Linked DNA regions of Homo sapiens: region 1 is linked to region 2. Evidence: read pairs that join two places in POLR2A ChIA-PET (ENCODE). Cell type or tissue: GM12878. All regions are shown on one strand. Each heading gives the region's core, and the rest is flanking DNA. Links, peaks and the distances in the headings are about the cores only.

The links. Peaks named below come from ENCODE experiments on the same cell type or tissue, not always from the same donor. Only the 100,000 strongest peaks of a DNase experiment are listed, where the experiment ranks them.
Region 1: POLR2A ChIA-PET joins it to region 2 with 11 read pairs; 5 of 35 experiments call an interaction of 5 or more read pairs at or near these places.

Annotation. Positions count from the first base shown.
Region 1 is chr4:40,444,489-40,461,725 of GRCh38, forward strand. The region is part of intron 3 of RBM47 (RNA binding motif protein 47); the gene reads right to left. Among named protein-coding and RNA genes, the nearest start is that of RBM47-AS1, 27 kb to the left of the region's middle. In GM12878, for the core only: no CTCF peak of the experiment used is centred there; a DNase peak (open chromatin) is centred at 7,869; H3K4me3 peaks cover 194 bases; H3K27ac peaks cover 449 bases.
Region 2 is chr4:40,658,225-40,673,397 of GRCh38, forward strand. No RefSeq gene overlaps it. Among named protein-coding and RNA genes, the nearest start is that of RBM47, 36 kb to the left of the region's middle. RefSeq lists enhancers at 3,459-3,964, 5,437-5,576, 14,058-15,173. In GM12878, for the core only: no CTCF peak of the experiment used is centred there; DNase peaks (open chromatin) are centred at 5,257 and 7,846; H3K4me3 peaks cover 1,069 bases; H3K27ac peaks cover 1,268 bases.

The sequences.
Region 1 (17,237 bases), core at 4,034-12,033, 210 kb before region 2:
GAGACCCAGACAGTGTGGCTCATAAAGCCTAAGGTATTTACTCTCCGGCTCTGTTGACCCCTGGTCTAGGAGATGTGGAAGAGCGCATCCTTGAAGCTCTTAGATTCTGCTTGCTACGTATAATAGTTTTCCTATGCTGAATGATAACTTAATTTCAGGACTAATTTTTAAATTCTAACTGTTTTTTTTTTTTTTAGATGGAGTCTCACTCTGTCATCCAGGCTGGAGTGCAGTGGTATGATCTTGGCTCACTGCAATCTCCACCTCCAGGATTCAAGCGATTTATCTGCCTCAGCCTCCTGAGTAGCTGGTATTACAGGTGCGTACCATCATGTCCGGTTAATTTTTGTATTTTTAGTAGAGATGGGGTTTCACCATGTTTGCCAGGCTGGTCTCGAACTCCTGACCTCAAGTGATCTGTCTGCCTCCTAAAGTGCTGGGATTACAGGTGTGAGCCACTGTGCCCGGCCTTAAATTCTAACATATTTTAAAACAGTGTTGTTTGGCCGGGCGCGGTGGCTCATGCCTGTAATCCCAGCACTTTGGGAGGCCGAGGAGGGCGGATCACAAGGTCAGGAGATTGAGACCATCCTGGCTAACACGGTGAAACCCCATCTCTACTAAAAATAGAAAAAATTAGCTGGGTGTGCTGGTGGACGCCTGTAGTCCCAGCCACAGGGGAGGCTGAGGCAGGAGAATGGCGTGAGCCCGAGAGTCGGAGCTTGCAGTGAGCCGAGATCACACCACTGCACTCCAGCCTGGGCGACAGAGCGAGACTCCGTCTCAAAAAAAAAAAAAAAAAAAGACAGTGTTGTTTAGCTGCCTTTCCCCCTCTTCCAAGCTGTTTTCCGTTTAACTCCAATGGCCAAATTTATGAGACATGGAAGAAGAAAATATCTGATGAAGGTTGTTGGCTCAGCTCCTGACACTTATATATTAATAATTTCTTAAAATTCCAAAAGAGATACAAGAGGGTTTGTTTTCATTCATTCATTCATTCATTCAGCAAATAGTTATTGACCACCTGCTATGTGCCAGATACTGTGCTAGCTATGGTGGACCTCGTCCTTGTGGAGCTGACTTCTGAGTTAAGTGAACTCAGTTAACTGAATTACGCTTCAAATGCCAAATAGGTGAGAATTGAGGTATTTGTACTCATGGTTACTGACCAGAGCCTGCTTCAAAAGGGTCATACACCTCAACATTGTTAACATTCGTTTCTGATAAGGCCATAGTTCCCCAAGTTAAAAGCCCATATACCATCAGAATTTTGCTTTTAAATATATCAGGGGTGTCTGGGGACTAGTGTGAAATACCATATCCTGAATGTTGAGATTCTTGCTTGGGGCAGAAGTGTGGACAGAATGAATAATAAGTATACTTCAGAAGTAGAAACTTATCTGTGAGCAAATCAAAATATCTAGATAAATAACACAGAGTTCCCCAGTTTCATCCATTCACCATGTGACAGTTTTAAAAGGGACTGGGCATTCTGGTTTAGGCTTCGTAGCATGTTGAATAAATGCAAGTCTCTAGAGTCAGACAGTCTGAAGTCCAAATCTTAGTTCCTCTACTTCTAGCTGTGAACCTTGAGAAAAGCCATTTAACATCATTAAGAATCTATATTCTCATCTCTAAAATGATGACTGTATTAACCAATGTTTACTGAATGTCTATTATGTGACAGGCAGAGTGCTATGCTTGTGCATATTAACTCATTCTAATCCTCACAGTGTCTATATGGTATACGACTAGGGTCTCCACCCTACAGATAGGGAAACTGAGGCACAGAGAGGCTAAGTAGATTCTCAGTTAATGAGCATCAGAGCTGGTGTGTGAACCCTGGGAGTCTGATTTTCATCATAGGGCTGTGATGAGGATTAAGTAAAATGATTTGTGTAAAGTTCTTAGTGCAGAACCTAGCACTAAGTGATCAAGGAATGTTAGCACAAGAAAACTGAACTTAAGGCTGGGCGTGGTGACTCATACCTTTAATCCTAACACTTTGGTATGCTGAGGCAGGAGAATTGCTTGAGCTCAGGAGCTTGAGACTAGCCTGGGCAACATAGTGAGACCCCATCTCTACAAAAATTTAAAAAATTAGCTGGGTGTTGTGGCGTAACACCTGTGGTCCCAGCTATTTGGGAGGCTGAGGTGGGAAGATCACTTGAGCCTGGGAGGTCAAGGCTGCAGTGAGCTATGATTGTGCCACTGTACTCCAGCCTAGGTGACAGAGCAAGACCCAGTCTCAAAAAAAAAAAAAAAAAAAAAAGGAAAAAAGACAATAAAACTTAAAAAAAAAATTGAACTGGAGGGAAGAATCTTGCCCCATGTAGGATTCTGTGTTTATGGGAAAACAGGCAAGAGGTTATCCCAGCCAACTTTAAACCAGTCAGTAGAGAAGCCTAGCCTGTGAGTTCTGGTGGAGACTAGTGTATCAGAGTCTCCCAGATTCCTTTCATAGCAGGTAAGCTGTCTGGCAGTGTGATTCTCCACTGGTGATGTGGCTTATGCATCCATGTGTAAGCCTGTTTCTCACCTAATCCTTGGCTAAAGCACTTTGCAGAAGCTCTCCCAGAAAGAACATGAAGAGACTTGCCACATTGGATGCAAAATGTCCAACCATCTATGTAGATGCCAAATCCCCTGAGGTAGGACCCTCCCAGCACACAGCTATTCTTCCCAACACTAAAAATGCATGAGTCTTCACTGAAGGCTGCTAGCATTAAATAAACATGGCAATATATTTGAAATAAATCATTTACTCACAGTTTTGTATATAAAACAAGCAGAAAAAATATACCTTCAAATCAAGCTATTATTATTCTGAACTAGGGATTTTTGTTATGTTTTAGGGAGAGTTTGAACTTGTTGGGTTAAAATAAAATTTCAAGGCAAACAGGTAAAGCAGACATCATCAAGGATTTGAATTCTCTTTTTAGCGTTTGTTCAGAGTAGCTTTCATTAGGATTTTAACTTTGAACTGGGACATTTTAGAGGGCAAAGGATACCAGTGTACTACTGGGAAATATTATCAATGTTTACATACCAGTGTTTACCTAGGATCAAAATCATGCATGAGTTTACTCTAGAATTAATAAGACTACCGGTCCGCTGCACTGGCTCAGGCCTGTAATCCCAGCACTTTGGAAGGCTGAGGCGGGTGGATCACAAGGTCAGGAGTTCAAGACCAACCTGGCCAAGATGGTAAAACCCCATCTCTACTAAAAATTTAAAACAGGCCAGGCGCAGTGGCTCACGCCTATAATCCCAGCACTTTGGGAGGCTGAGGCGGGTGGATCACAAGGTCAGGAGATCGAGACCATCCTGGCTAACACAGTGAAACCCCATCTCTACTAAAAATACAAAAAAATTAGCCGGGCATGGTGGCAGGCGCCTGTAGTCCCAGTTACTCTGGAGGCCGAGGCAGGAGAATGGCGTGAACCCGGGAGGTGGAGCTTGCAGTGAGCCGAGATCGTGCCACTGCACTCCAGCCCGGGTGACAAAGAGAGACTCCGTCTCAAAAAAATAAAAATAAAAAAATAAAAAAACAAAACAAGTAGCCAGGCATGGTGGCGGGTGCCTGTAATCTCAGCTACTCGGGAGGCTGAGGTAGAGAATTGCTTGAACCCGGGAGGCAGAGGTTGCAGTGAGCCGAGACTGCGCCACTGCACTCCAGCCTGGGTGACAGAGTGAGACTCCATCTCAAAATAAATAAATAAATAAATAAGACTACAAGTTAACTTTGGTTCACAGCTCTTGGAGTGTGACTGTGAGAGTGTGTGTGTGTGAGTGTGAGTGTGTGTGTTTGAGTGTGTGTGTGTGTTTGAGATGAGTATGCAATTTGGAATTCTTGGGAGAGCTTTATTTGCTGACCAACTGACAAATTGCAATTTGAAGCTATATACAGTGGGGTACAGTGTCTTCCAATCACTACCTGGAATTTAATTCAGTGGAGGGTTTTAAAATGTGTTGATCCAAGAGATAATTCTATCTCTGTGGTTAGATTTCTATTTTGATGTTCCTTATTCATACCATAAAATTTTGTCCTAATAATCACGTCTTAAGCATGACCTAACACACACAATGCACATAAGAGCAAAGGCTTTGGAGTCAGAGATCTAAGTTCAAGTCATGACTGTGCCACTTACTAGCTGTGTCTCCTCAGGCAAATCACCTTAGTTCCATTTCCACATCTCTAAGATGGTTCTAGTAACAGCACCAGGACTAAGTGACATTTGGCAATGTGTGGCACACAATTTGTTTAAAAAGTTTGGCAATTATTATTATTACTTTAAAGAATGCCACTTAAAAGCCATAGTTTGTGTTTTAGAGAGGAGTCTCTCACAAAAGTTCAGAATAACCTCATGGTTTACAGAAAAATTATTTGATTATTTGGTAAAGGAAGATGTTGCCCCAAACTTGGGGTGAAGGAGGGGGTGGGGTAGGAAATCAGAGAGAAAAACAGTTTCTGCAAAAGGTTTCCAAGATTTGGCCTTACCCTGAGCATTTATCTTACTGCCTTGGTCCAAGTTACCACCACCCAGTAGAATAAACATTGGAGAGGACACGCCCACTCTCGGGCAGGCCCCTGGCACCAGGATGTTTCTATTACCTCAGAGTTTGAAAGTGGAAAAGGAGTTCCACTCAAAATGGAGGCAGAACATGGAATTTACTTGGGAGGTCAAACAATAAGCCGAAGACTTTGAAACACGGGCTCTTTTTTTCTATCACAGGCAGGGACCTCTTGCTACTGAAAAGCATGGCCCTTGGGGCACATAAACATCTCTCCTTGACTCTCCTTTCTTTAGGTAAAATCCTGGGAGGTTGAAGATACAAGGGAATAATGACATTCCGGGCCATGCCTTCTGCCCACCCCTCGCTCATCTGAGAAAGCGTTCATTCATAATGGGTCTTAATTGTGTTGATGATTGTACAGATTTTGTTATGTCAAAGCACATCATTCAATGAATGCTTGTGTATGATAAACAGATGCAAAGCCAAGAGGCTCAATTTTCCCAGACGTTTCTATCAACACACACCTGAGAATGCGGCCTTTTGCTGTGGGTTCTCAGGGAGGCCTGCTGTGTACTACAAGACGGCTGAAGCCACCCTCCCGAAAGGGGTGGAGTGGGGAGATTTTCTGCAGGGGTTTGGCAGCACACAAATACCAGTTAGGAAACTATTATCTTGTTCCCTTTATTTATTTAGACGGAATCTCATTCTGTCGCCCAGGCTGGAGTGCAGTGGCGCCATCTCAGCTCACTGAAGCCTCCACCGCCCGGGTTCAAGTGATTCTCCTGCCTCAGCCTCCGGAGTAGTTAGGACTACAGGCATGCACCACCACGCCCAGCTAAGTTTTGTACTTTTTTTAGTAGAGATGAGGATTCACCATGTTGGCCAGCCTGGTCTCGAACTCCTGGCCTCAAATGATCCGCCTGCCTTGGCCTCCTAAAGTGCTGGTTTTATAGGTGTGAGCCACCGCACCTGGCCTTGTTCCCTTTAAATAAGCATTACTTACACTTTGTCTCTAAAGGTTGATGGGGTAATGCTGAAACCAACAAAAATGAAACTCACAAATTCAGCACACATATGCCTCCCGGGCCAACGTTTTTCCAATCCATGAACAAACAGTAGGAGGGACTTCTAGTTTCACTCCTTACCTTGGCTCCTTTGACCTAAGCCTTTGAGGGATCTGGCAAGGAACAGAAAGGCCGACTGGCAGACACCAGAAAGGAAAAGGAAGGAGAAGCCACAGTGGCTTCTATCATTTAACACTAGCTTGAATTCATACAGTGTTTTGCAATTTATAAAATTCTTTCAGGCTGGGCAAGGTGGCTAACGCCTATAATTCCAGCACTTTGGGAGGCTGAGGCGGCCTGATCACCTGAGTTGAGGAGTTTGAGACCAGCCTGGCCAACATAGTGAAACTCTGTCTCTACTGAAAAAAAAAAAATATAAAACTTAGCCAGGCGTGGTGGCATGCACCTGTAGTCCCAGCTATTTGGGAGGCTGAGGCAGAAGAATTGCTTGAACCTGGGAGGCGGAGGTTGCAGTGAGCCAAGATCGCACCAATGCACTCCAGCCTGGGTGACACACAAGACTCTGTCTCAAAAAAGAAAAAAAAAAATTATTTCACATATATTATCTAATTTCATAAAATCCCAGAATTTGAGCTGCTCAGGGAATATAGGTGTTCTCTAACCCAGGGTTTTTGAACCTCAGCCCTATTGATATTTGTGATAATTCTATGTTATGAGGGGCTGTCTTGTGTGTTTTCAGATGTTTCATAACATCCCTGTCCTCTACCCACTAGATGCAAAAGCCCCCTACCTCCACAATGTTGTGACAACCAGAAATGTCTCCAGACATTGCAAATCTGGGGGCAGGGGGTGCGCATAAAATTGCTTTCTGTCGAGAATTACTGGTGGAGTCTATCTTGGAGCTGTGTAATATGATTATATACTGGCACACATGGTAGGTACTTTTTAAATAGAGAAGAAGTTGTTATTTTCTACAGCCCTCCCTCAACATGGGCCTGGTGTCTTGATCTGGCTCTTACGAATAGTCAAGGCTGGCCGGGCACAGTGGCTCACGCCTGTAATCCCAGCACTTTGTGAGGTTGAGGTGGGAGGATCGCTGGAGCCCAGGAGTTCGAGACCAGCCTGGGCAGCATGGCAAGGCGCAGTAGCTACCAAAAAAAAAAAAAAAAAAAAAAGTCAAGGCTATCAAGACTGAGAAACGTGCAACATTTTTCAAGGGTTTGAGGTAAGTGTCTCTGTGATACAATAATACTCATTTAATTTGGTTGAAACACTATCAATTTAATTTTCAGACAAAACAACAGCTACCATAAAGGCTTGTTAAGAATGGTTCTGTTGTCTAATTGACTTGTCATCACAGCAAACTTGACAGGCCTGGGTCATAGAAACATCACTGCCGAAATCAGTCTAAAGCATCCAACTGTCTCATTTAAATTCCGACCCCGCTGCTACATGGACACATGAGAACTGCTGACAATCTGGTTTTTAAGACTTGGGCTGTTTTCAAATGTCATTACTGGTTTCTTCAATAATGCAATAACCCTTACTTAAAATTTACAGTTTTTTTTTAAAGACATACTATGAACAATCACTGAAAATGGGCTTCTGGGATACAGTCAATTCACTGGTACTAAAGTCAGCATCTGTACAGGTCTGTAGGCAAAAGGCAATGATGTGGTAAAATAAATGATTAAACAATATTTGCATATGAATTGATTCATTCCCTCGCTCATTCAAACACTAATTGAGCACTGGCTGCGTATGAGGCTGTGCTAGATGCTTGGGGATACAGTGGTGGCTACTGCATGTTCCTTGGAGTTCACAGTCTGGCAAGGGTAGATGAAGAAGGAAGGGGAGGCCAGGAACAGTGGCTCATGCCTGTAATCCCAGCACTTTGGGAGGCCAAGGCGGGCAGATTGCCTGAGGTCAGGAGTTCGAGACCAGCCTGGCCAACATGGCAAAACCCTGTCTCTACTAAAAATACAAAAATTAGCCGGGTGTGGTGGCATGTGCCTGTAGTCTCAGCTACTTGGGAGGGTGAGGCAGGAGAATTGCTTGAACCCAGGAGGTAGAGGCTGCAATGAGCCGAGATCATGCCACTGCACTCCAGCCTGGGCAACAGAGCGAGACTCCATCTCAAAAAAAAAAAAAAGAAGGAAAGGGAGGAGACAGAGCAGAGGGAACATTATGAGCAAAGGTGGGCATTTGCAAAAATGCTGGAATGGTCTCAAATAGCTGAAATGTAGGAGGTGGATATGGGGCAGAAGATGAGGCTCAAAAAGAAAATGAAACCAGATTGTGAAGGGTCTAAGTCTCTCACTTTCTGTGGTAGACAGTGGAGAGCCACGAAGCTTTAGCCATGACTAGGAAGTTCAGGCTGAGTCCTCAGTGAAAGAATGAGTAGCTCTTGCACCAGGAGTTTTATTTATTCAGAGGAATAGAAACGATTTTATAAATTTGTTTATGAAGTATTCTGCTAAGCAAGCAGGAGGCCTGAGTAGTGTTTATAAGGGGACAAGAGACCGAAAACTCAGGAATTAAAAGCACGAGATAAACCTGAAGTTCTGTATCTTGTCAGCCTTAGTCTAGCGTCCGCCAGGTCAAATCTACCGTCTATTATAAACATCCGCCTTTTCATAATACATAACACTACTGCAGTTTTTTTTTAAGCCTTTTTTCTACAATTAGAATGTAAACTTTGAGAGAGCAGAATTTATGTCTCTTCTTGGTTATCATAAACTCCTCAAAGCTTGACACTTAAAAGACAATAAATATTTGTCAAATAATTAAATGGACTGTGATTTCCTTCTTTTTTTTTTTTTTTTTTTTTAAGACAGAGTCTGACTCTGTCACCCAGACTGGAGTGCAGTGGCTTGATCTTGGCTCACTGCAAACTCCACTTCCCGGGTTCAAGCAGTTCTCCTGCCTCAGCCTCCCGAGTAGCTGGAACTACAGGCACCCACCACTGCACCCAGCTAATTTTTGTATTTTTAGAGACGGGGTTTCACCATGTTGGCCAGGATGGTCTCGAGCTCCTGACCTTGTGATCTGCCCGCCTCAGCCTCCCAAAGTTCTGGGATTACAGGCTTGAGCCACTGTACCCGGCCCATTTCCTTCTTAATAACATAATTAATAGCGATAAATACTTAAAGATTACTTATTTTTGTACAAGGCACTGTGCTAGAAATGGGTGGGAGGGAACATAAAAAACCATATAAGATTGTTCAGCCCTAGGAGGTCACAAAACTTCCTTCAACAAACATTGATTGAGTGCCAAAATGAAGACAGTGGCTTAGTAAAGTGCACAAGCAAGGATGGACTGTGGGCCAAGACAGACTTCAGGGAATAAGCCAGCTATCACATGTAGCCGAGGATTGAAAATCTGCACATTTCTTGTTTAATTATATTTAGAGACAGATGGAAATTATGCAGCAGTAGAAGTTCTACTTATCCTCTTACACTTAGAACTAATTATGTTATCATATGCCATGTTATTGCCAATGCAATACACAATGATGTTAAATAATTGATTAAGATGATGAAGATGAACTCCATTTTATTGAACATCTTTATGAGTGAGACCTTCTGCTGACTGTCAGCAGTTAGCACCATGAGAGAATTTCAGAGGAGGATACTGTCCCACCCCATGTCTAGTATTTCTGGAGAAGTGGCTGGAGAGTGTATTTCACTTACATGCTAAGAACAGAGCAGCGCTAAAAGAGAATAGCCAGCTTAAATGCAATCCTCCCTACAGGGAAGGAGATGAATTAGAAATAATCTCTCTTGTTCTTTGCTCTCAGAGGTCAAATTTTTTTTTTTAAAAAAAGAAAGAAATAATCTCTCCAAGAGTTTCCTTAATGTATGGTTTTAAAACTCCCAAGTTAATGATAGTTAACTATTTTTTTGAACACGTATGTGTAATTTGATTTCTCATGACATTTCTATGAGTGGAAATTTTAAATGTGGGCTCTAGAGTACGGGGTAGACGCCTGCTGGAGACCTGCACATTTGACTCCCTGGCTGTTTTAATAAAGTTTTGTTGGCACATAATCCACAGCCATTCGTTTACATATAGTCTGTGGCTGCATTTATGGGGACGGTGGCAGAGTTGAGTTAAGTAGCAGCAGAGATGATACGGCCTATGAAATCTAAAGTGTTTACTGTCTGGACCTTTACTGCAAACATTTGCCAACCTCTGCTCTAAAGTCAGATTTCCTGGGTTTGAGCCCTAGCTCTTCAGCTGTGTAGCTGTGTGACACATTGGTAAACTAACTATTTAAAATCCTGATTCCTCATTATCGTCACCTGCAAAATGAGACTAGTAATAATTATCGCTATCTCAAAGCATCACTGTGAGGAATAAATGAGATAGCCAAGGGCTTAGAATGAAGCTAAGTAAGGGTGTGATCAGTGTTAGCTATTAGTGCCCCCTTTTAATTTTTTTATTATTTATTTATTTACTTATTTTTATTCATTTATTTTTTGAGATGGAGTCTCACTCTGTCACCCAGGTTGGAGTGCAGTGGCACCATCTCAGCTCACTGCAATCTCCGCCTCCTGGGTTCAAGCGAATCCTGCCTCAGCCTCTCGAGTAGCTGGGACTATAGACAAGTGCCGCCATGCCCGGGTAATTTTTTTGTATCTTTAGTACAGACAGGGTTTTGCCATGTTGGCCAGGCTGGTCTCGACCTCCTGACCTCAGGTGATCCGCCCACCTCAGCCTCCCAAAGTGCTGAAATTATGTGGTGGCTCACGCCTGGCCATACTGCCCCTTTTTAAAGATCAGGAGATTGAGGGTATCAAATAACTTGACCCAACTTACAGAATTGAAATGTAGGTCAATCTGATGACAAAGCCAAAGCTCTTTCTACCATGATACTCATTCTTTGCTACTTACTTACTTACAGCAGGTTTAGCAATAGCCAGTGTTAACAGGATAAGACCACGATTGGTGAGAAATGGACATTGGCTGATAGAGTGGAAGGAATTTCCAGTACAGACACATGGTAAAGTTGTTGGGAAATCATTACTTTCTACCATCCCCATCGCTTCCCCTCTGCACTCTCCCCACCACTCTTCTAAGCTTTCAAAGAGTTCTGCAAACTGTCCCATAGCCTATTTCTGGCTCTTTGTAAAGGAGTTAACATATTCAAACTATGTTTTTAGACTTAAAAACCTATGGAATTAAATTCTTAAATGGAAATGTTGAAGGACTAGAATTCACGTAATCGCAATGTTCAAGTGAGAACATGGGACTGTGATGAGGCAGTGATTCCACGCCCAGGCTCTGGAGCCAGACTGCCTCGCTTCCTATCTCTTGACTGTACTACTTGAAAAACAAATGCCATCACACAAGTCACTTTCTCTCCTTGAGCCTCAGCTTCACCATCTATAAAATGGTGATAATATTATCATTAACATTGTTGGGAGGATTAAAAAGTACCTGGCTGGTTGGGCGTGGTGGCTGAAGCCTATAATCCCAGCACTTTGGGAGGCTGAGGTGAGAAGCTTGCTTGAGCTCAGGAGTTCCAGACCAGTCTGGGCAACATAGTGAGACCCTGTCTCTACAAAAAATACAAAAATTAGCCAGGTGTGGTGGCTCCAGCTACTCAGGAGGCGGAGGTGGGAGGATTGCTTCAGCCTAGGAGGTTAAGGCTGCAATGAGCCGTGATTGCATCACTGCACTCCGGTCTGAGCAACAGAGGGTAACCCTGCCTCATAGCAAACAAACAAAAAGAAACAAAAAAGAAAAAAGTACCTGGCTACAGTAAATGCTCAAGGCCCTTTGTTATTATTTCAGATGGTCAAGAATAAATGTTTTTCAAGGATCTTCTTTTTGTAGACAACTGTGTAGTCACAGTTTAGAGTCGTTAATTATCTGCCTGGCAAGATACTTTTTAAAATTAAAATGTAAAGAACCTGAGGGGATTCACTCCCAAATGTTTATGGACAAACTGAAAGGGCATTTACACAGATATTACCTTCTACATTTATGTGAGAAAGTGCTTTAAGACACTGTACATGTGAAATGTGTAGTTATAATGGCTACTACTATGTTCTCTTTTATATTTTCTAATTATGTAAGTATTATGTTCTTTTTATCACTACTTTGTATTCCTGCACGGGAGCTTTGTGCCTACCCATTGAATGTAGTAGGCCCTAAATATTGCCTGTTAACTAATTATGGTGTCATATACCATGTTAAAATTAAAATATTACAATTACTGAAGCAGGTTTAAGAGAGAAACCCGGGCATAATATTCTTAGAAAAACTTTATGTGCCAGAAGTTGAATATATGAACTGGTAGTTTGATGCATGATTACTTTTTAATTATAAAAGTCATCTTTAATTGCAAAAAATTCATAATAGTGTTCTTTTAGATAGGAAATTTCCTGTGTTGTTAAGAATATGATTCAAGTTACTGAGAATTTATAGATATATATTTCCTGTACATACTATTCCTATATATCTATATATACCAACAATACTATACAAAAGTATTAGTCCCATTTTCTTTTTTTTTTTTCTTTTCTTTTTTCTTTTTTTTTTTTTTTTGAGACAAGGGCTCTGTCACCCAGGCTGGGGTGCAGTGGCATGATCACGGCTCACTGCAGCCTCAACTTCTCAGGCTCAAGCAATCCTCCTACCTCGACCTCTCAGGCTCAAGGGATCCTCTCACCTCAGCCTCTCAAGTTGCTGGGACTACAGGTCCTCACCACCACGCCTGGCTAATTTTTTATTTTTTTGTAGAGATGAGGTCTCACCACGTTGCCTAAAGTTGTTCTCAAACTCCTGGGCTCAAGCAATCCTCCTGCCTCGGCCTCCCAAAGTGCTGGGATTAAAGGCGTGAGCCAACACGCCCGGCCAGCCTCATTTTCTTGATGGAGAAACTGAGAAGGAGGGCGATCATGTGCTTACTTCAAAATCACAATTAGATAATGGCAAATTTGTGATTGTAATTTTATAAAGATGCCTTATCTTTGGGGTGATACTTTATAATTTAACTTCTTTTTGGCAGTAGAGTTGTTTTATATCCAAAACCAAACCAAACCCAGAGAGTCCAAATATAAAAGATAGAATTTTAAAAAATTTTAAAATTTGTGGGGGTCGGGCGTGGTGGCTCACGCCTGTAATCCCAGCACTTTTGGAGGCCAAGTGGAGCGGATCACCTGAGATCAGGAGTTCAAGACCAGCCTGGCCAACATGGTGAAATCCCATCTCTACTAAAAAATACAAAAATTAGCCGGGCGTGGTGGCCTGGTGCCTGTAATCCCAACTACTTGGGAGGCTGAGACAGGGAGAATCACTTGAACCCAGGAGGCAGAGATTGCAGTGAGCCAAGATAGTGCCACTGCACTCCAGCCTGGGTGACAGAGTGAGACTCCATCTCAAAAAAAAAAAAAAAACAAAAAAAAGGCATTTTAAAATTTGTGTGTAAAAGGCTGTTTACTCAGGGTGGAATGTAGTGACACGATCTCAGCTCACTGCAACCTCCACCTCCCAGGTTCAAGTGATTTTCGTGCCTCAGCCTGGGATTACAGGTGCATACCACCACGCCCAGCTAATTTTTTTTTGTATTTTTAGTACAGACAGGGTTTCACCATGCTGGCCAGGCTGGTCTTGAACTCCTAACGTCAAGTGATCCACTGGCCTTAGCCTCCCAAAGTGCTGGGATTAGAGGCATGAGTCACTGTGCCCAGCCAAGGGTATTTTTCATTCGTTAAACTTCTTAAATTTTACTATCACATTGGGGATTAAGTTTAAAAAAATTTTCTTAAATTTATGCTCAAACAGATTTAGAAAGTGAACTTTTTGCTGGGTGTGCTGTCCTAGCACTTTGGGAAGCTGAGGTAGGTGGATCACCTGAGCCTTGGAGTTTGAGACCAACCTGGGCAACATAATGAGACCCCACCTCTAATAAAGTCAAATAAAATTAAATAAAACAAAATAAAACAAAATGAAAGTGAACGTTCCCAAACATAAACTTACAGTCATTATAATGGTGTGTGAATGCTAGTCTTCTCCTCCTAATTTGAAACTATATTAGTAGTTTGCAAGTAGTAGTTATATAGTAACAGTATGGTCTATTATTACTGTGTTATATTACACATGAATACATGTACAATATGCACCTTCTGGTGGTATGTCAAATAGTAGTATACAAAAATAACATAGGTCTTTTTGTAAAACAAATGACAAATTGCCTGTCCTGAAACAAAGGCTCTGAAACAGACTGACATAGTCAAACATTAGCTTCAGTTTTAGGTGTGACCTTCTGCTTTTATTTGGTGAACATTAGTCATTTCAGTTGCAACTAGGAAACAATATCTGCTACTATAGAAAAAAACAGATCCTGATTATGTTGATGTCATGTTCATTGACCAGTTATCTCAAGGCAATAATTATAGTAGAATAGCATTCGCCCAGGAATACTCTCAACATTGAAAAAGTCATGAGTTAAAATACTTTCTTCTATAAATGTTTAAGTTTAATGTGGGGTATTTTGGAAGCTAAAAATATTTTCAAAATCAACTATATTTATGACAATATGACCATAGTAGGCTGTTTATGAGAAAATATAAAAAAGGAAGTGAACTTTCTGGTGGGGGATCACTTAAAGACAAAATGCATTAAATACAACTTTAATCCAGAAAATATGTGTTCTTTTTATTCATTGCATTGTTTCAATGTTGTTCCACCTTTCCAGCTCTGGTGATAATTGTTTTTTTTTCCCCCTTTTCTTTTCTTCCTTTTTTGGGTACACAGTGAAAAACAAAAAAAGATAGCTTAAAAAACAGGTCCTTCTGCAAACATACGGCGAAGGTTAAACTCTAATACCCCATGGCTTGTTTACTTTAAAAATTTGGAAAAGTAAGCACCATGAGTTCATTGATATGAGTAGGAACCTGCGTCATCCTGTGGTATTTGTGAATATTGTGGGCTCTTTTATCAATTTCATTTGTTTCTAAGTCTTTCCAAAGAACTCTATTAGAAATGAGACCATCTGAGACAGGTCCTTTAACACAGAAAAAGTAAAATTCGCCTTCTATTATGAAGTGATTTTAGATATTAAAGGCTCTTTCCACTTCTTTATGCATTGTTTGAAATGTCTTAGAAAAGTTAAAACAATAGTGTTTATAGTTTATTTTATTAGCTACACTTGAAGCATCTCAAAGGCAGTGATGCTTATTTTATCCCCAGTGCCTGGCACTGAATGAATGTTTGAATAAAAGAATGAATGGATAGAAGAATGAATGAATGTGCACTGTCTTTTGCAAGAAACATGGTAGGACAAAGCTACAAAAAGAGTTTCCTTTTATAACTAACATCCACCAAATTGCTTTGGACATTTTTTTCACGTATCTATTTACTAAGTTTTGTGGGAGAGCCGTGCATGGGGGTGCATGCCTGAAATCCCAGCTACTGGGGAGGGTGAGGTGGGAGGATTGCTTGAGCCTAGGAGTTCAAGGCTGCATTGAGCTATGATTGTGCCACTGCACTCCAGCCTGGGCAACAGAGCAAGACCCTATCTCTAAAAAAAATTAATAATAAAAATAATTTAAAAAAACTTTTGTGGTTTACCTGCATATAGAACTGGGTACAAATAGTCATACCCAGGTACTATCTGGTGGTATTTCTGCATGGCCGAAAGGAGCCCATCAGAGAATGAATAGGCCAGCTTTGGTACAGGAGTTGGCATTTCTTTCTTTCTTCTTTCTTTTTTTGAGACAGAGTTTCATTCTTGTTGCTAAGGCTGGTGTGCAATAGTGTAATGGCGCTATCTTGGCTCACCACAGCCTCTGCCTCCGCCTCCCAGGTTCAAGCAATTCTCCTGCCTCAGCCTCCCGGGTAGCTGGGATTATAGGCATGTGCCACCATGCCTATAGCTAATTTTGTATTTTTAGTAGAGACGGGGTTTCACCACGTTGGTCAGGCTGGTCTCAAATTCCCAACCTCAGGTGATCCACCCGCCTCGGCCTCTCAAAGTGCTGGGATTACAGGCCTGAGCCACCACGCCTGGCCAGGAGCTGGCATTTCTAACACATGCCCAGGCATCAGGAATGTCACATGGAAAAGCCACACCAACCCCTAATGGATTATATTGAATGCCAATGTTAATATCCCTTGAGCCGTCTTGGTAAAGTAGGTACTGGCCAGGGAGCTATAAAATTTCCATCACTGTTTTTTTTTTTTTTCTTTTTTCTTTTGGCCTTAACTGATATGCTTAGCTTCTGCTATACTGTCTCAGGAATTCGGTAGAGATTTTATGCCACAAGGAAATAGGCACATAAATGAGGCCTGCCCATGAAGGCAGTTTTTAATCACTCTTTTATCTGAAGGTATTTTGAGAGGCTGCTTATTACAGTGCTTGAGCTCGAGCTCCTGCATGCCAGAGCTCAACCGCTTGAGTTCAATACCATTTATTAACTGTGTGACTTCAGGTGAGTGACTTACTCTCCCAAGCTTCAGTTCACTCAACTGGAAAATGGGAATAGACCGGGTGTGGTGGCTCACGCCTGTAATCCCAGCTACTTGGGAGGCTGAGGCAGGACAATTGCTTGAACCAGGAAGGTGAAGGTTGCAGTGAGGTGAGATTGTGCCACTGCACTCCAGAGAGGCTGAGGCAGGTGGATCACCTGAGGTCAGGAGTCCAGGACCAGCCTGGCCCACATAGCAAAACCCCATCTCTACTAAAAATACAAAAGTTAGTCAGGCATGGTGGCAGGCGCCTGTAGTCCCAGCTACTCGGGACGCTGAGGCAGGACAATCTCTTGAACCCCAGAGGCAGGTGTTGCAGTGAGCCAAGATCGCACCACTGCACTCCAGCCTGGGTGACAGAGTTAAGACTCTGTCTCAAAAAAAAAAAAAAAAAAAAAGATACTTATTAAAAGAAGAAGGAAGAGAAGGAAAATCAGTTTTCCCAGTCTCTATAATTAAACTAGGCAGTTAGAGACAATTGGAAATTCTTACAAATTTAAATAAAAAGCACAACTACATTAATTAAAGAAACTCAAGAAATATGCACTTAAATTAAGAATGGAAATGAACAGAAAATACATATCTAGAGTTTCACTGAACCTAGAGTATTTAAAATGAAAAATTCAGGTGTCAGGAAATTTATGATTTCCCAGGTCTACTAAACTCCTGGAACAATTGTTGGCATTTAATTGCTATTCATGTCTCGCGTACTCTGTACTTTCACTGAGTGCACTTGGAGTTAATATTTCAATTAAAAAACTAATACATCAGTAAAAACGCCCAGATTTGAGCTAATCATTTATTCTCAGGCTCACAGGGAAATACTGGATATTCTTCGAGTTAATAAAGTGTGAAATGATTTTAATTATTCAAGGGAAATATAGTATACCAGTCTTGCAAATGGTTTTTTTAGACAGCATGGTCTGTCTTATCCCATCCTACATCAGAAAATTTAATTGGCTTAGTTATTTCCTCTTTCCCAAATCCCTTTTTATGGCAAAGAGAAAATGAGGACCTACAGCAGCCCACGTTGCTGAGGACCTAAACCAGTCCCTGTGAAAACCAAAACAGGGATGGGCTGGATTTCAGTTTGTTTCTCATAGGTTCCGAAGTCAGAGTTTTAAAAGATTTAACAGGCTGGGCACAGTGGCTCATGCCTGTAATCCCAGCACTTTGGAAGGCTGAGATGGGCGGATCACCTGAGGTCAGGAGTT
Region 2 (15,173 bases), core at 2,012-10,011:
GGCCAGGAGTTTGATACCAGCCTGGGCAATATAGTGACACCTCATTTCTACAAAAGATAAAATAAAAAAAAAAATATATAGCAATCATTAAAATGATATATTTTATTATATTTTATTATCAAAAAATAGTTCTAAAAGCCATATTGCCAATGACAGAGAATGCTGGGGCAGAGTTTTCCAAGACTTTAAGCAGCATATTTGGGTCTGGAGTCTAAACGTCTCAATTTATCAAACATTTGTTGTGCACCTACTGTATACAAGGCTCTGTGCAGGATACAGTGAAAAATGATGAAGCCATAGTCTTCACTCTCAAAGAATAAATGGGAGTCCTCTTCAGTGATAGAAACACAAAGCCAAGAAAAGAAGCAGCTTTTTGGTGAATGATGATCCTAAGGTACCAAAAGGGCATTGGTATATTTTTATTGATTTAACAAACACTTCTGTAACGTGTTCTGTGCCAGGCACTATGTAAGTGCTCTTTATTAGTATGAACATATTTGATTCTCACAAAAATACCTGAATAACCTGAACTGTAGTATTACTATGGCCATCTTACATTTACTGGGCTTTGCCACTTACTGCTGTGTGACATTGGGCAAGTTATTTAACCTCTCTGTGGTTAAATAACTTGCCCAATGTCACACAGCAGTAAGTGAAAAAGCCCAGATTCATGCCTAGGCCACCTGGTTCCAGAGTTTATGTTTGTAACTACTCTGGAATTGATTTTTTTTTTTTTTTTTTTGAGATGGAGTTTCGCTCTTGTTGCCCAGGCTGGAGTGCAATGGCCCGATCTCGGCTCACTGCAACCTCCGCCTCCCAGGTTCAAGCAATTGTCCTCCTTCAGCCTCCCAAGTAGCTGGGATTACAAGCATGCACCATCACACCCAGCTAATTTTGTATTTTTAGTAGAGACGGGGTTTCTCCATGTTGGTCAGGCTAGTCTTGAACTCCTGGCCTCAGGTGATCCGCCTGTCTTGGCCTCCCAAAGTGCTGGGATTACAGGAGTGAGCCACAGTGCCTGTCCTGGATTTTCTTTTCTTTTTTTCTCTTCTCTTCTTTCTTTTCTTTCTTTTTTAACATTCCCACATCACATTTATCTCCTTTTCTTTTTAAAAAAGTCCCTTGTTTATTAATAAATGATGAATCCTCAGAGGGAAAAAACACAAACGAGGGCTAAAAATGAGACAATTTGGATGCAGTCCCACCTACTTTTAGAGCCATAGGCTGTCTCCACCTGACCTCAGCCACTTACATTGTTGGGTAACACTGAGTCAGTCACTTTTCTTTGGACTTCCATTTTCTCATCCCTAACTGGGAAGAATACAATCTGCCCTACTATAGTATAAGGTTATAATGAAGATGGAAAAGATAACGTATGTGAAAGTGGTTTTTAAAATTTACATTTGGGAGGCTGAGAGAGTAGTCTGGGAGGTCAAGGCTGCAGTGAGCTATGATTGTGCCACTGTACTGCAGCCTAGGCGACAGAGTGAGACCCTGTCTCTAAGAAAAAAAAAAAGTTATTTATTTGAACAGGTACTGCATGCATACGGATAAAGGACAAATAAAATAAAATGCTACGCTGTAAAAAGTCCCATCTCCCTTCCACTCCAATCCCCTAGGCTCCGAGAGGTAACCGTTGGGTATGTACGTGCGCGCGCGCGTGTGTGTGTGTGTGTATCCTTTTAGAGATACGAAGCAGGTAGACAAGCATATATGCATATGTACCTTTCCTTTATCTCTTTTTGCATAAATGATGACATACTATCACACTTTTCTGCCCTTGCTTTTTTTTAGTTGCAATGTAATTCAAAAGTGTAACTGATTTCTGTATGTGCTTTTGAATCCACCTAATTCTTTTAAAAAGGCTGTTAATATTCCACTTGTGGATTTGCCAAAATTTATTTAAATTTAAAAAGCCAGGCACGGTGGCACGTGCCTGTAGTCCCAGCTACTCGGGAGGCTGAGGCAGGAGGATCACCTTGAGCCCAGGAGTTTGAGGCTGCAGTGAGCTATGACTGTGCCCCTGCACTCAAGCCTGGATGACAGAGTAAAACTCTGTCTCTTAAAAAAGAAAAAAAAAGAAGGTATGATGATATGTATAACTAGGCCGGGCTCGGTGGCTCACGCCTGTAATCCCAACACTTTGGGAGGCCGAGGCGGGCGGATCACGAGGTCAGGAGATCGAGACCATCCTGGCTAACACAGTGAAACCCTGTCTCTACTAAAAATACAAAAAATTAACTGGGCGTGGTGGTGGACGCCTGTAGTCCCAGTTACTCGGGAGGCTGAGGCAGGAGAATGGTGTGAACCCGGGAGGCAGAGCTCGCAGTGAGCAGAGATTGTGCCACTGCACTCCAGCCTGGGCAAAAGAGCGAGACTCCGTCTCAAAAAAAAAAAAAAAAGATATCTATAACTGTCCTATCTCTAACACACACAGCATGTTATTTCTATTTAAGAAAGGAAATGGAAGATGTGAGTTTTTGTCACAATCACTTTTTCTCAAATCTGGAGAGTTACCTGTTTTCAAAGGCACCTTAGGAAGCCTAGGAGAAGCCCATGATCATTCCTTTTTTTTTTTTTTTTGAGACAGAGTCTCTGTCACGCAGGCTGGAGTGTAGTGGCGCCATCTCAGCTCGCTGCAACCTCTGCCTTCTGCATTCAAGCGATTCTCCTGCCTTAGCCTCCAAGTAGCCAGGATTACAGATGCACTACCACACCCAGATAATTTTTTGCATTTTTAGTAGAGACAGGGTTTCGCCATGTTAGGCAGGCTGGTCTTGAACACCTGACTTCAGGTCATTCACTCCCCTCGGCCTCCCAAAGTGCTGGGATTACAGGCATGAGCTACCGCATCTGGCCTCTTTTTTTTTTTTTTTTTTAAGACAGGGTCTCACTCTGTGGCCCAGGCTGGAGTGCAGTGGTGTGATCATAGCTCACTGCTGGGACCACAGGTATGTACCGCTACATCTGGCTAATTCTTTTTTATTTTTTTGTAGAGACAATCTTTTTTATTTTTTTGTAGAGACAGTCTTTTTTATTTTTTTGTGCATTCATTCTTGATCACTCAACTCATTTAACCAAGTGGTTCAATTCTTCAGAACGTTCCTTTTTCCACAGATAAACTAGGAATAAAAACAATGAACCAACCACAGAAGTTCACCTTTTTCAATCTTGATGCCACCACAGGAACTGGAAGACCTATGTTTGACCACCACCCCCACTCCCCAACCCTTGACTCCTGCCAACCCCCGCCTCACTTACAAACTATATGATTATAGCAGCTGTGAGCAGGAGCAATTTGCCCAGACAGACGGAATTTCCATCTTGACTTAACTTCTTTCTAGAAGTGGAATCAGAAAATACTGTGTAGTCATCTGTGTCTCAGTTTCCTCATCTGCAACATGAGAATACAAATAATAGCACCTACCCATATGATTTTTATGAGGTTCAAATGAGATGTTACGTAAGGCATCTAGCACAGTAACTGGCGTATATAGTACAAGTTTAACCAGTGTCAACTATCATCATCATCATCATCACCACCACTATCATTATATGACTCTTCTGAGACTTACTTTCCTCCCTTGTAAAATCACAGGTAGCCTACAGTCTCCATAACCAGGAACGGGAGTGGTCTTCTCTCTGTTTTGCTAATGAGTAAAATGAGGCAAGGCATGCTAAAATGACAATTCTCACAGAATGAGAAAAGAGAACCCCTGAAGAGAATGGTGAGCTCCATTTTGAAGCAATGGGTCTGCTGTGTTCTTCCTGGCCCCAGACCACACAGGACTCCTGCCTCAGGGTTCACATCAGCAGGGCACCTTGAACCTGCTCTGACGGGCTCCGGAGAGCCAACTGTTAAATTTTCAGAAAGTCTGTAAGCCAGTTGTTAAACACAGCCATTACTAAAATTAAATTATATGAACTTACGATGAAATACATTACACTTACAATGGAGCAATACATACTCAAAACTTATCACTTCCTAATGATTTTATTACAGTTCACTGTGGTTTATGTTTTTAAGGTTATTTACATCAATTGTGTTTGTTTGTTTTTGAGACGGAGTCTCGCTCTGTTGCCCAGGCTGGAGTGCGGTGGCATGATCTCAGCTCACTACAACCTCCACCTCCCAGGTTCAAGCAATCCTCCTGCCTCAGTCCCCACTAGTAGCTGGGATTACAGGCATGTGCCACCATGCCCGGCTAATTTTTGTATTTTTAGTAGAGACGGGGTTTCGCCATGTTGGCCAGTCTGGTCTTGAGCTCCTGACCTCAGGTGATCCACCTGCCTCGGCCTCCCAAAGTGCTGGGATTACAGGTGTGAGCCATCACACCCAGCCTGTTTATTTATTTATTTATTTTGAGATGGAGTCTCGCTCTGTCTCCCAGGCTGGAGTGCAGTGGCATGATCTTGGCTCACTGCAACCTCTGCCTCCTGAGTTCCAGTGATTCTCCCACCTCAGCCTCCCGAGTAGCTGAGATTACAGGTGCCCGCCACGACGCCCAGCTAATTTTTGTATTTTTAGTAGAGATGGGGTTTCACTATGTTGGCCAGGCTGGTCTCTAACTCTTAGCATCAAATGATCCACCTGTCTCGGCCTCCCAAAGTGCTAGGATAACAGGCATGAGCCACTGCACCTGGCCATATTTGAACAGTGGAAATTGTATATAACAGTATGCTACTTCACATTTTCTTCCCAACTCTTCATTCAGTGATGTCAGATTAGTAGCTTGAAATCAGCCAGAGTGGGAATATTTACACTGCAGAAATCAGCAAACACTACAGACAAGCCCTTCTGCCTCCCCCAAGCTGGTGGTTAAACATCCACCAGCACACCACTGGCTCAAACCAGCACATGCAGCCAGGGTCTCTTGGAAGAAAACTCCTATTGCTCTCAGAGAGAAGAGTGTGTGGTTATTATCCCGTTGCGCCTAAATCAGGGGCCCATGAAGAAATAGGCTATTAGACATGGCCCTCTTATACTGTTTTCTTAACGAAAGTAAAATAAATAATTCTGAGCCCTTGGCCCACAGCCAAGGTCCTCTCGGGTTCAATTCTTCATCCTCTATTTGCAAGAGCTAATCATAGTGAAGGGTGCACGAAGCAACCGTTCTTTGTGTTCAGAGTGAAATAATGGCTTGTCATCCCTGAGAGTACGAAGGCTCTGTACTCCTCAGTGCAGTGAACACAAATCCCAGTCGCATGGCATCTGGCTTTTTCTTTTTCTAAGTGAATCAGAGTCTTTATGAGTAAACGTTTAGCTTTTTCCTCCACCCACTCTGGCCCAGCCATGACCAGGAGAGTGTTTTTTGTTTTTCTAGTTGAATTGACTCACCGATAGTTTTAGGAACCTGTTGGTTTGCATGTTTAGTTCTTTTTTTTTCCCCCATACCAGATTTGAAACCTAGCATGTTTAGTTTTGATCTATCAGAAGGAGCTGGAATCCTTGTTTGCAAACTCACTGATTATATAGCATATATTTGACTCTGTTTTTGTTTAGAGAAAAAGATACCCACTTCTAAAATAAAGAACTGAGGCCAGGCACGGTGGGTCACACCTGTAATCTCAGCACTTTGGGTGGATGAGGCAGATGGATCACCTGAAGTCAGGAGTTCCAGACCAGCCTGACCAACATAGTGAAATCCCATCTCTACTAAAAATACAAAATTAGCCAGGTATAATAGTGCATGCCTGTAATCCCAGCTACTTGGGAGGCTGAGGCAGGAGAATCACTTGAACCCAGGAGGTGGAGATTGCAGTGAGCTGAGATTGTGCCATTGCACTCCAGCCTTGGCAACTGAACAAGACTCCATCTCAGAAAAAACAAATAAATAAAATAAAATAAAAAACTCAGCCCTGGGCTTGCTTTGTTCTCACAGCCACATAACTTATCCACAAAATAATAATGAGAATCACCAAGGAATATAAAGACTTTTTGTAAATTAATAAAATGAAGTACGTAACTGGTATGCTGTTTCAAGAATAGCCCAAATATATATTTTATATATATAATTTTATTTTTAAAAATTATTATTATTATTATTTTTTGAGACTGAGTCTTGCTCTGTCTCCCAGGCTGGAGTGCAGTAATGCAATCTCAACTACTGCAACCTCTGCCTCCCAGGTTCAAGCAATTCTTGTGTCTCAGCCTCCCAAGTAGCTGGGATTACAGGCACCTGCCACCACAACTGGCTAATTTCTGTATTTTTAATAGAGACATAGTTTAGCCATGTTGGCCAGGCTGGTCTTGAACTCTTGGCCTCAAATGATCCACCCAACTTGGCCTCCCAAAGTGCTGAGATTACAGGTGTGAGCCACTGCATCTGGCCAGGAATAGACTATTTTTAAAATTTTATTTATTATTATTATTTTTTATATAAAGACAGGGTATCTCTATGTTGCTCAGGCTGGTCCCAAACTCCTGGCCTCAAGTGAGCCTCCTGCCTTGGCCTCCCAAAATGCTGAGATTACAGGTATGAGCATTAAATGCTCGGCCTAAAGAGTTATTTTTGGGCAGGTGTGGTGGCTCACGCCTGTAACCCAGCACTTTGGGAGGCCAAGGCGGGTGGGTCATGAGGTCAGGAGATCAAGACCATCCTGGCTAACAGGCAGAGCTTGCGGTGAGCCGAGATTGCGCCACTGCACTCCAGCCTGGGCAACAGAGCGAGACTCCGTCTCAAAAAAAAAAAAGTTATTTTTAATAAAGATATATAAAAAAATATTGCTTTAAAAGTTTCTTAGGCAAGGAATGTATAAAATTGAGTACGTCTCCAAATTCCTATTCTGATATAGCAACTGCTAACAATTACTGAGTTTCTATCATGAGCAGATATTGTGCTAAGTATTTTATGTGCATAATTTCATTTAATTTATTGAACAAATATTATTGAGCACTCATATATTGTTCCAGGCAATGTTCTAGACATGGGTGATACTAGCAGGGAATAAAACAGACAAAATCTATGATCTTATAAAAATGGATATATAATAGGTCAGACGGTAATAAGTGCTATAAAGAGAAATCAAACTTGGCTAAAGTGGGGTGAAAAGTACCTTTAGGTGAAAGGTGGCTGCTGTTAATTTATTATAGGGTGATCAAAGAAGATTTCTCTAATAGGTTAACAGTTTTCTGGGCAAAATTGTTTCTAGATAGAGGACACCGCAAAAAGTAAGAAAATGTTGAACATTTGACTTTCTAAGATAAAATAAGATAAAAATTACTATTTTATGGATGAGTAAACTAAGACTAAGGATTATTCTTTTTTTTTTTTTTTTTTTTTTTTTTGAGATAGAGTCTTGCTCTGTTGCCCAGGCTGGAGTGCAGTGGCGTGATCTCAGCTCACTGCAACCTCCGCCTCTAAGGTTCAAGCTGTTCTCCTGCCTCAGACTCCCAAGTAGCTGGGACTACAGCTGTGCGTCACCATGTCCAGCTAATTTTTGTATTTTTAGTAGAGACAGGGTTTCACTATGTTGGTCAGGCTGGTCTCAAACTCCTGACCTCGTGATCCACCCACCTCAGCCTCCCAAAGTGCTGGGATTACAGGCGTGAGCCACCGCTCCCAGCCTGACTAAGGATTATTCTTATATGTGCCCATGTCACCTACGTAATAAGAGGGAAAGTCAAAGCACAACCCTCAGACTATTAAGTCTATGCCTTACTCTCCCAAACATCATTCAATTTACTCATCCCAACTAAGAGCTCCTCTTTTAAAAGATTGGCAGAACATAAGACTACCAGGAATTAATTGGTGCTGCTGTCAGTTCTACAATTTAGTCTAGCCTTAGGCAAATTACTGACACTTGCTCTTCTCCAGAAACTGTAAAATGGGATTTAGGTAATTAACAACTCAGAACAACTATTTTGAGAATTAATTAGCTAATGGTTACAAAATACCCTGAACATTAACAATAAGAGTGTTTTCATTCTGAGTATCACATTTTCTTCTGAATGGAACTCCAGGTACCTCCATCCTTGCCTGCTCTGAACTTCCACACCCAGGTTCTCCTCAGATTTCTCTCTATTGGCAAAACCAATTAAGTAGATAGTAAAACCAGAGTGCATGTATCATCTTTTAAAAAAATTTTCTTTCAATAGTTTTGGGGGTACAGGTGGTTTTTGGTTACATGGATAAATTCTTCAGTGGTGATTTCTGAGATTTTAGTGCACCTGTCACCTGAGCAGTGTACACTGTACCCCAAAATGTAGTCTTTTATCCCTCTTCCCCCTCCTGACTTTTCCCCCCACCCCAAGTCCCAAAGTTCATTATATCATTCTTTTTTTTTTTTTTTTTTCAAACAAATTCTCACTCTGTTGCCCAGGCTGGAGTGCAGTGGTACGATCTCGGCTCACTGCAACCTCTGCCTACTGGGTTCAAGCTATTCTCCTGCCTCAGCCTCCTAAGTAGCTGGGACTACAGGTGTGTGCCACCATGCCCAGCTACTTTTTGTATTTTTTAAGTAGAGATGGGGTTTCACCATTTTGGCCAGGCTGGTGTCGAACTCAACCTCATGATCTGCCCACCTCAGCCTCCCAAAGTCCTGGGATTACAGGTGTGAGCCACCATGCCTGGCCCATTACATCATTCTTATGTCTTTGCATCATCATAGCTTAGCATCTACTCATAAGTGAGAACATATGATATTTGGTATCCATTCCTGAATTACTTTACTTAGGATAATGGCCTCCAGCTCCATCCAAGTTGCTGCAAAAGGTATTATTTCGTTCCTTTTTGTGGCTGAGTAGTATTCCATGGTGTATATATACCACATTTTCTTTATCCACTCATTGCTTGATGCGCAGTTAGGTTGGTTCCACATCTTTGCAATTGTGAGTTGTGCTGCTCCAGATATCATCTTTAACTCCTTTGCCTTCTCCACATACATTTCCAAGTCCTGTTCATTCTACCTCCAAAATGTATCTTGTATCCATTCATCTCTCTCCATCTTCAATCTATTTCAATACCCCATCATCTCTTGCATGGAGGAGTGTAATAATTGGCTAACTGGCCACCTCTTTTTCCAACTTGCTCCTTTCTTAAGCATTCGCCACACAAAAGCCAGAGTGACCTTTAAAATCAGAAATCACTGGGCATCATTTCCTACTTAAAACCTTTCAGTGATTGCCGGCTGGGCGCGGTGGCTCACGCCTGTAATCCCAGCACTTCGGGAGGCCAAGACGGGCGGATCACGAGGTCAGGAGTTCGAGACCAGCCTGGCCAACATGGTGAAACCCTGTCTCTACTAAAAATACAAACAAAAATTAGCCGGGAGTGGTGGCAGGTGCCTGTAATCCCAGCTACTCTGGAGGCTGAGGCAGGAGAATCGCTTGAAACCAGAAGGTTGGCTGGGCTAGATGGCTCATGCCTGTAATCCCAGCACTTTGGGAGGCTGAGGCAGGGGGATCACGAGGTCAGGAGATCGAGACCATCCTGGCTAACACGGTGAAACCCCGTCTCTACTAAAAATACAAAAAAATTTAGCCGGGCATGGTGGCGGGTGCCTGTAGTCCCAGCTACTCGGGAGGCTGAGGCAGGAGAATGGCGTGAACCCAGGAGGCAGAGCTTGCAGTGAGGCCAGATCGCGCCACTGCACTCCAGCCTGAGCGACAGAGTGAGACTCCGTTTCAAAAAAAAAAATAGAAAGAAAGAAACTGGAAGGTGGAGGTTGCAGTGAGCCGAGATCGCGCCATAGCACTCCAGCCTGGGCAACAAGAGCGAAACTGTCTCAAAAAAAAACAACCCTCAGTGATTGCCTATTGCAGACTAAGTACAGCACAATATCAGCTTGGCACAATTCCTTACCATGGCTAGGGTGACCTCATCCTGTTTTGCCCAAGACTTTCTTGATTTCAGCACTGAAAGTCCTGCATTTCAGGAAACCCTCAGTTCTGGGCAAACTGGGGCAATGGTTCCCCCTAACCATTGCCTTTAAGGCCTCACTCACATGAAGAGCTCCTGCCTGCCTCACAGCCTCACCTCATCCACTGTGCCTTCAATCACTACACCCTCTGCACACTGGCCTTGGTCTGGTTCTAAGGCAGCCCGGCCCTTTCCATCCTCAAGGCCTCGAGGGTTGTGCTCGCCTTTTCCCTTGCCTGGAAGGCTCTTCCCATGGCTGGATTCTTCTCATCCCTTAAAGCTCAGTTTAAATGCTCCAGAAAGGCCTTTCCTGATCTGAGTTAACTCAACAGATCCTATCTGCTATTCTTTATGATATCATTCTTCTATTTCCTGCCTAGCACTTATCACTAGTGAAAAGGAAAAAAAGAACCCTTTTTTTCTATACTCCTACAGAACACTTCTGACAACACAACACATGTCAGGAAAACCAGGTAGGTTTTTCACACGAAGCGATTCACCAATTCTCTGCAGACAACAGCTGGGTGTCCTACAATTTATCTCAATTCTGACACTAACTGTCTGGAGTTAGCACAGACCCCACTGGGGAAGGGCTCAGTCCCATAAGACTACCCTTTGATGCCAAAATGCAAGCCTGGGATTCCTACAGTGTTTTTTTTTTTTTTTTAGACGGAGTCTCAAAAAAGCCTCTGCCTCCCAGGTTCAAGTGATTCTCCTGCCTCAGCCTCCTGAGTAGCTGGGATTACAGGTGCATGCCACCATGCCCAGTTAATTTTTGTACTTTTAGTAGAGACAGGGTTTCACCTTGTTGGCCAGGCTGGTCTTGAACTCCTGACCTCAAGTGATCCTCCCACCTTGGCCTCCCAAAGTGCTAGGATGACAAGTGTCAGCCACTGCATCTGGCCCAGCCACCCAGTTCTAATTAGTAGTTATCTGCTGTTGTCAAGGCCTAAGGTCAAGGTCTAAATTCATAACCTGTCTCCCTGAGCCTAGAGGACCTTGATTCTGTTGCTCCTGAAACAGCTGGAGTAGGAAGGAGAACAGCTGCTATGCCCAGAAAACTGTGCAGGAACCGGTGGGCTTCCTATACTTCTGACCAACTAACTATAAATAAAGGGTTCTCACAATCCCCTCTTTGGGTTCCATAATTTGCTAGAATGGCTCACGGAACTCAGGAGCACGCTTTGCGTACCATCACCCAGTTCATTGTAAAGGATGCAACTCAGGAGCAGCCAGGTGGAAAAGATGCACAGGGCAAGGTATGAGGACAGGTGGAGCTTCCATGCTCTCCAAACATGCCACCCTCCCAGCATCTTTTTTTTTTTCTCTCCAGCCACATCCTTTTGACCTCCCAGCATCTTGATGTGTTTGTTCACTCACTTGGAAGGTCTCTGTACCCTGTTGTGTAGGGGTTTTATGGAGGTTCCGTTATGTGGGCATGATTGATTAACTCACTGGCCATTACTGATTGAACTCAAATTTTAACCCTCCGACTCTCCCCAGAGGTTGAACGGTGGGGCCGAAAGTTTCAACTGTCTAATCACAAAGATAGCTCCCCTGACAGCCAGCGCCCCCTCCTTAGGGGTTTTCCCAAAGTCACTTCACGAACTTGTGAAGGTGTAGGCCGGGTGCAGTGGCTCATGCCTGTAATCCCAGCACTGTGGGAGGCCAAGGCAGGAGGACCCCAAGATCAGCATGGGCAACGCAGTGAGACCCTGCCTCTACAAAAATTTTTTTAAATTAGCCAGATGTATTTTAAAATACAGCCAGACATGTGCCTGTAGTCCCAGCTATTTGGGAGGCTGAGGCAGGAGGATTGCTGGAGCCCAGGAAATCGAGACTGCAGCGAGCTGTGATCATGCCACTGCACTCCAGTCTGGGTGACAGAGTGAGACCCTGTCACCAAACAAAAACAAAACAAAAAACTCAGGTATAGTTGAAAGGGGCTTTTTATGAGTAACAAAAGACACTCTTTTCAAATTATCACTTGGGAAATTACAAAGGTTTTAGGAGCTCTAGGCGGGAAATGAAGACAAAGACTAAATATATATTTTTTATTATACTGCAATATCACACTAGTCTTGATTTATTTTCTTTTTTACTTTCTTTTTTTTTTTTTTGAGACTGTCTCACTCTATCACCCAGGCTGGAGTGCAGTGGTGTGATCTTGGCTCACTGCAACCTCTGCCTCCCGGGTTCAAGCGATTCTCCTGCCTCAGCCTCCCGAGTAGCTGGGATTACACACGTGCGCCACCATGCCCGGCTAATTTTTGTATTTTTAGTAGAGATGGGGGATTTCACCATGTTGACCAGGTTAGTCTCGAACTCCTGACCTCAGGTGATCCGCACACCTCGGACTCCCAGATGGCTGAGATTTCAGGCGTGAGCCACTGCGCCCGGTCTTGATTTATTTTCCATTTACCTGTTTATTGTCTGTTTCTTATCCCTAGAATGTGAGAGGACAGGGGCCTTGTCTGCATTGTTCACTGTGGTATCCCCAGCACATGACACAAAACATGTGCTCAGAAAATACTTACTGAAAATACTTACAGAAAATACCTACTTTACAAGCCTCACCTCTACCAAACAACAGGTGGACTCAAGCCCTGGAGGGACAGAGATTAAGGTCTCACAAACACCAGGACATCTGGTCAACCTGGTTCCTCCCAATGCCTGCAGGTGATTGAGAGCTGACCTCAAAGGGACCTCAAAGAAATTCTGGTTTATCTGGAGTTCTAGAGAGGTTAAAGGACTAGCCCTATGTTATACACTCAGTTTACATTTAACATAGGGCTAAAACCAACATTTCCTAATTCCCTACCAACTGAGCTCTAATTTCAAAGTATCTTAGTGTAAGAAGAAATCGCCAGATCCCATCTGCTCTAGTCCTTCCAAACAGCACCCTATCATTACCCGCATTTAAAAGATAAGACATCTGGTGCTAAAAGAAGTAAATGACTTTTCCTAGGTCACACGCCTATTGAAAGGCAAGGAAGGACTTCATTCGTTTTTTTTTTTGTTTTTTTTTTTTTGAGGCGGAATCTCACTCTGTCACCACCAGGCTGGAGTGCAGTGTTGCCATTTCAGCTCACTGCAACCTCCGCCTCCTGGGTTCAGGTGATTCTCCTGCCTCCTGAGTAGCTGAGACTACAGGTGTGTGCCACCACACCCGGCTAATTTTTGTATTTTTAGTAGAGACGGGGTTTCACCATGCTAGCCAGGCTGGTCTTGAACTCCTGACCTCAGGCAATCCACCCACCTCGGCTCCCAAAGTGGTGGGATTACAGGCGTGAGCTACTGCGCCTGGCCTGAAGGACTTCATTCTTACACCACACTGTCTCCAGGTTTTTGTTTTTTTGGTTTTTTTTGAGACGGAGTTTCGCTCTTGTGGCCCAGGCTGGAGTACAATGGTGCAGTCTTGGCTCACTCCAACCTCCGCCTCTCAGGTTCAAGCGATTTTCCTGCCTCAGCCTCACAAGTAGCTGAGATTACAGGCGTGTGCCACAATGCCTGGCTAATTTTGTATTTTTAGTAGAGATGGAGTTTCTCCATGTTGGTCAGGCTGATCTTGAACTCCCGACCTCAGATGATCTGCCCACCTCAGTCTCCCAAAGTGCTGGGATTACAGGCTTGAGCCACTGCACCCGGCCTTGTCTCCAGGTTTTAATCTTCTGTATTCTAGATTTTGTACAACCATGGAATTAAGTATCTTTCCCATATTAGACCCATTAGCAAATACCCCTGAGAGAGAGAGAGAGATTAGGTGCAGAAATAGCTCAGGAATGCCAAATCATTTAACAGATGCAGTGCTTTTGTTCTTGATTCATTAATTCATTCAACAAATATTTGATTCCCTACTATGTGCTGTAAATTATTGTGGATACTGGGAATACAGCAATGAATAAAACAAAACCTCATGCGGGAGAAAGGCAATGACAAACAAATAAACATATTTGTACATCTGAGGCATATCAGGTAGCCAAAGTGCTATGAAGAAGAATAAAGCAGGGGCCGGCGCGGTGGCTCACGCCTGTAATCTCAGCACTTTGGGAGGCCAAGGTGGGTGAATCACCTGAGGTCACGAGTTCGAGACCAGCCTGGCCAACATGGTGAAACCCTATCTCTACTAAAAATACAAAAATTAGCCAGGCATGGTGGCACGTACCTGTAGTCCCAGCAACTTGGGAGGCTGAGACGCGAGAATCGCTCGAACCTGGGAGGTGAAGGTTGCAGTGAGCCGAGATCGTGCCACTGCACCCCAGCCCGGGAGACAGGGCAAGACCCCCTCTTCAAAAAAAAAAAAAAAAAAAGAATAAAGCAGGATAAGGAGACAGTGACGGGCAGGGAACAGCGCTGCTTTAAATAAGTTGGTCAGGGAAAGACACTCCAGTCAGATGCCACTTGAGCAGAGATCTGAGTGAATTAACGACATGAACTAGAGAAAGAATATTCCACGCCAAAGAGAACAGAGGCACAGTGGCCCAAGGCAGGCAGGAGTTTAGCATAACTCAAGGGAGGGTCCAGAGGTCCTGCGGCTGGAGTGGAGTGAGCCGGAAAGAGGAAGGAAAGGTCACATGAAGAGCTGGGGCCAGGTCCTGATGGTAAGTGCTCTTTGGAACTCCTCCTTTTAAAACTGGCGTGTCTTCAGGAAGCTGAATATCTACAAAGCTAGGCCTCGGAGAGAAGGCTTTTCCTGAGTATGTTTGTGTGAGTGATTCCGTGTGTTAACAAAGCGCCCCAGGATTTGCCTTTTCTTCCCCTGTTTCTTGCTGTTAGAATGTTAATCTGGCTAAATCCATTCAGCTTCACTCGTTTGGAAATCAGTCATCTAATGCTTGTAGCGAAAAAAGGAGACAAGCTAATACATCTCAACAGAGCAGATACGTGGGAGCCACTCCCACAGATCAAGATCCTTGCAGAAACCCAAGCCATTGTTCAGCCAATAGTAAATAAGAATCCGAGTCATTCTAAAACTGAGTAGAAAGCTGAGTCATCCTTCCCTCTATCAAGAGCTTTATTCCTTTTGCATCCTGTGGATCTTGGTTGGTTAACACATTACTGAATGGTGACGTGGGTAGGTCTGTCTGCCTGCATCAAATCCTGCCCTAACCACATTCTCAAGATAGTTTTCACCACATTTACTAAACTTCCTTGAACCTCAGTTTCCTCCTCTGCAGGAGGAGGGTATGAATGCTTTATTAGTTTTCTACTGCTGTGTAATAAATTAGCACAGATCTAGAGGGTAAGAGCTACTCCCACTCATCATTTCACAGTGCTGTAGGCCAGAGGCCCCAGATGGCGTAACCAGGTTTT